2 separate regions of the Homo sapiens genome follow, and region 2 is linked to region 1. A link is a loop called in an ENCODE intact Hi-C map of the cell type or tissue named here. Cell type or tissue: endothelial cell of umbilical vein. All regions are shown on one strand. Region 1 holds the start of MEGF10 (multiple EGF like domains 10). Region 2 has its middle 61 kb from the start of LMNB1.

Region 1 (2,500 bases):
AAAGGAAGTTCAACTGACCTAGAAGAAAGGGCCCAGCTGAAACTGCCTTTCAAGCTCAGTCCGATTCCCCACAAATCTCCCTACATCCAGCTATATCGCCCGGCAAAATGAAACAAACACAAGGTAAGGCAATACAAGGGCAGGAATTATGCAAAATAAAATGCGTAATGAGGATGTCTCTCCATCAAAAATACTCCAGGATTTTCCTACACAATCCCATGTAACAAAACCAAATGCAAACAACAATAAACCCTTAAGAAGCGCATGAACAACGCAGACTGAGCCCATCTCGCCCCACCTCACGCCGCACCCCGGTACCCTGGCTAAGGAAAATGTGACCCCCGCCCATGAGAAGCCTTCCGGCGTCCGGCCAAGGTCCAGGAGCCGCCGGAGTTGAGTTTGCCCAACTCTTACCCAGGTCCAGAGATCTTGAGAATCGCAGCGCAACCTTTTCTCCCCGGTCTTCACCCAAAGCCAGCCAAGACACAAAATCTGTTCCAATCAACGCGGTTAGCGTCCAAGCAGCGTCCCAGAAGAAAGCAATCTTTGGGAGTCTTCTTTCAGGCGTAAAGGTGGAGAAGCGGGAAAGAGGAACGTCTCAACGCGTTCCCAGTCGCCCAGTTTTGCGCACCGGGAAAGTACTTGCTGCAAACTTGAACAAGGTTTTCTCTGTCTGGCCCGAGATGCTGGAGGGGGTGGGGGCGGGTAACCCGAGCCGGGGCCGGGATTCGAGCAGTTGCCGCTGCTGCAGCTGCTGCTGCCGGGGCAGTGGCCGCTGGGGGGTTGTCGCTTGGCGCCGCGCGCAGTCCCTAGCGCAACATGCAGGATCTTCCCGGCCTGACTGCTGCACCTCGATCGTGAGTCGCCCCTGCCTGAGCGGCTTCCACCGCCTGGTGGGTGACCCCGCCAAAGGCCTGGTCGCGAAGTTAGCAAATGTTGGGGTCACCGCAGGGGGTGACCGAAGGGGTGTCAGAGTGGGTGCCCGCCTGATTCCCAACCCACGTTGGGTGCAAGTCCCTCGGCAGAGTCCCTGGGAGGTGTTCTAGACCCTCTGTAAGGATTTGTGGGACGGTGGCCGGCGCCCGAGCGGCCAACTGGAGTGGACGGCGGGTCCTCAGTGGTGTCAGGGGAGAAAGCGCAAAGGTGGGACCCAGAAAGGATGGTGATTAAGCCGTGCCAGAGAATGTGATGTGGCAGCAAAGTACATGGAAAGGTGGGGCGGGGAGGTGAAGGCAGAGGGTGGAGGGTGGGATAGTCTGCTTTACCATGGAGGGGCGGAGAGAGAACTCCCCGGACGCGCAGGAAAATCCCCCCAGGTCCTCGGAGGCCTCGCGCGGCAATTTATTGGGGAATGGCTCCCTCTGCCGACTCGCCGAGGAGGCCCCGGGAGGCCCAGTGATGGAATGTTAAAACCATGAACGGGCTTTTCCATTTGTGGGTTAGACAGGACATGAATTCTGGAATCTGCTTCTCTGACTGTCCATCTTCCTCTTCCAGACTAAAGAGTTTTCCAGCTTTTACAGGACCCCAAAAGATACAAATTTGACTGCTGCAAAGTTCTTTCTTGTGTCGTTGAATTCTATCCCCCTCTCCCCACAAAAAAACAAAAACAGGTTTAAGCCCCATAACCACTCCAGGTAACCATCTCCTACCAGGCTTCTCTTCCTCCCATTAATAAGAACTCTTTCTTTTTAGAGAGACTTCAAGAGCGTTCGAGTCCCTACTCAATAACGCTCCTGGAAAATAGTACAGACTCCATATTATGTTTGAGTGAATAAATGAATGGAATGAATGAACATAGATATGTTTGAAGCCCCTCACCATCCTCTTTACTCTCCCTGGAAATACACAGGGGAAGACTGTTTTGGTGTTTGTTTATTTGTTTGTTTAGCAGTCATCATTGCCCCTTCTCTGGTAACAGTACCTCCATTTTTCTTTGAGATACCATCCCTGCCACAAGGACAGCAGTCTGGGTGGAAGGTCAGTCAGGATGGTCCAGCTTTTCCCTGTCCAGAAGAGAGCAACTGACCTCAGCTAAGCCCCTCAGGCCCTCTCTGCCAGGAGTTGGAACTTTGATCTGGGCAGCACAGGCACAAATAATTCTAGAGGTGATTAATCCATATGGCTGTTTTCTAAGGAAATTGGCTGTTAGTTCATGCCACTTATTACCCAAAGATATTTTGCTTTATGAAACTTGGTTGCCCCACTTTCCTTTTAATTTTTTAATCAACTTTATTGGGGGATAAGTTACATTCCATATATTACACTCATATTAATTATACAGCTTCATGAGTTTTGAATAATGTACACACCCATGTAACCACTGCTTCAATCAAGATAATGAACAATTCCATCACCTCAGAGGGTTGTCTTGCACCCCTTTAAAGTCAACTTCTATCCCACCTCATATTTGGCCCGCTTAGCTGTTTTCTGTAACTACAGATTAGATTTGTCTTTTCTAACATTTCATATGAATGGAATCACTTACATATTCCTTTGT
Region 2 (2,500 bases), 450 kb after region 1:
GCTCAAAAAGCACCCCCACTGAGCACCTTGTGACCCCCCACTCCTGCCCGCCAGAGAACAAACCCCCTTTGACTGTAATTTTCCTTTACCTACCCAAATCCTATAAAACGGCCCCTCCCTTATCTCCCTTCGCTGACTCTCTTTTCGGACTCAGCCCGCCTGCACCCAGGTGAAATAAACAGCCGTGTTGCTCACACAAATCCTGTTTGGTGGTCTCTTCACACAGACACGCATGAAACGGATCACTCACAACATAGCCCTTGCTGGAGATGTGTTCACAATCCTAAAAACTCCATGAGAAAGCCAACTACCATTAGGAAAGTCAACAGACACAGCTAACAGAAAAATTAGCATTCTCCAAAACTCAAAAAAATAGAATTGAGACTATAAAATATGGTTAAAATGATTCATAAAAAGAATAAAAACTATAATAAAAAATTATGAAAAAGATAAATTTGAGAAAGAATCAAAGACAACTTCAGAAACAAAAAAATGAAGCCTAAAAAGTTCAATGGCTGGAATAAACAGATAAGACAGGGCTGAGAACAGAATCAGTGAGATAAATACGAAGGAGTTAACTGAGAATATAGTGTGGAGAAACCTAAAATACATGAAACAGGACAGGTTCAACACAGGTATAAAAGAAACCCCAGAAGGAAAGAACAGACAGTGGGGATGAGATAATACTCAACAAAATAAGAACATCCAAAATTTTCTTAATGAAGAACACAGAGATAAGACCTGAACAAGAGGAATAAAAATAAATCCATATCTAGGCGTGGTGGTGTGCACCTGTAATCCCAACTACTCAGGAGGCTGAGGCAGGAGAATCGCTTGAACCTGGGAGACAGAGGTTGCAGTGAGCGGAGATTGCACCATTGCACTCCAGCCTGGGCAACAACAGCGAGACTCTGTCTCAAAAAAATAAATAAAATAAAATAAAATAATAAAATAAATCCATACCTAAACAGAGGTGAAAACAAACACTGAAGACAAAACAAGGGGAAAATGTGAATCATGCTTGTTATCAAATAAATAATCCAAAAATGTATATATATGCTGTATGCCTAACATCAATTTCATGCGGAGATGCTGATTTTAATACACAGGATGGCAGCGTGCCCTCTAGCTCACTCACATTCTGCGGGAATGGGTTTAGGTGCAGCTCAATTTCAGAAAACCTCAATTTAGTCCAAAGTTTGTCAGTCTAAACAGACTCAGGAATCTACTACTGCCACACATCCAGGGGCAACAAACTGTTTATGTTGAGCCCTGCATTTGTACTCTCAATTTCCCCAGCATACACACTATTCTACTATGTTACAACTGCCAATTTTTCTTAATGCCCAAATTAATTCAAGTGTTGGCTTTTATAACCTAATTTATCCAGCAATAAAAGCACCTAGAATGTATTTTGATGACAAGAACCCCATCTTGTGGCAAAATGTTTCACAGCTGAGTTTGGCTGTGTACTGTAATGCCATTCCCACTCTGAAGATAAATCTGCGTTGAGAAGTTATCATTTTATCTGCTTTACCAGACAGAATTTCTAACCCAGCATTTATCTTGTGTCTGCGACGGCACCAAAGTATGCAGTAAATCTGCGGAACACAGTAATTCTGGGGCTTTGTGAGTTATTTTCAAGTGAAAGCTGGTAGTCTTTGTGCAGCTTACTGCAGGAATATTTTAAGAGAAAAACAAACACTGACTAGGGTTAGCTTCTGAAATATTATCTGTCCATTCTAGGAAGAGTTCAGATATTGCACTTCCTATAAGATGAACTCACTTAACTAAAGCAATCAAGACAAAACCTCCCCAAATCCACACGAATTGACACCATAATTAGCACCATACATAATAAAGCTACCCCACACACAGCACATTCGTATTTCATAGCATTCATGTTATTTTTCTAAAAGGTGGCTTTTAATCAATTTCTCGGCCCTTCCTATTTTAAAAGACAGTAGAATTACATTCTAAAATATTCTTCCCATTTTTTCTTTTACTAGGAATGTCCAGCATGGGAAACATGACAAAATGCTCTCTACGAATACAAAAACATTAGCCGGACATGGTGGTGTGTGCCTGTAGTCCCAGCTACTTGGGAGGCAGAGCCCAGGAGAGGTCAAGGCTGCAGTGAGCTAAGACCGTGCCATTGCACTACAGCCTGGGCAACAGAGTGAGATTCTGTCTTTAAAAAAAAAAAAAAAAAAAAAGGAATGTCTTCCTCAATGTTTTCTACTGTTCCTATTTGGTTTTCCTGAAGAAATTTTAAAAGGCCTTATTGTTAATAAGCTAAAAAATGTAATGAAGCATTGAGCATGATATCTGGCTCAAAAACATTAGTTATTATTATTGCTTTTATTATTGTTGTTATTAATGACAATTAAATACTGAAAGACCCCCAAAATAGCTTATCTTCCACAACTGGCAAAGCCTTAAAGAAAAATCCAGTTCAAAGAAGTCAAATTATATTTTTATCAAAAGCAAAACTGAAACA

What was found. A loop is a pair of places that touch in the nucleus more often than their neighbours do. Peaks named below come from ENCODE experiments on the same cell type or tissue, not always from the same donor. Only the 100,000 strongest peaks of a DNase experiment are listed, where the experiment ranks them.
Region 2: it touches region 1 in a loop (15-fold over the local background); 5 of 110 quality-filtered maps call a loop at or near these places.

Annotation. Positions count from the first base shown.
Region 1 is chr5:127,288,971-127,291,470 of GRCh38, reverse strand. MEGF10 (multiple EGF like domains 10) reads right to left here and starts at 675. Exons shown (of 25, transcript NM_001256545.2): 1 at 415-675. LOC105379199 reads left to right here and starts at 735. Exons shown (of 4, transcript XR_007058921.1): 1 at 735-893. In endothelial cell of umbilical vein, a CTCF peak has its summit at 1,393 (motif pointing left); no DNase peak of the experiment used is centred here; H3K4me3 peaks cover 738 bases; H3K27me3 peaks cover 907 bases.
Region 2 is chr5:126,837,073-126,839,572 of GRCh38, reverse strand. No RefSeq gene overlaps it. Among named protein-coding and RNA genes, the nearest start is that of LMNB1, 61 kb to the right of the region's middle. RefSeq lists an enhancer at 1-717. In endothelial cell of umbilical vein, a CTCF peak has its summit at 1,493; a DNase peak (open chromatin) is centred at 1,422.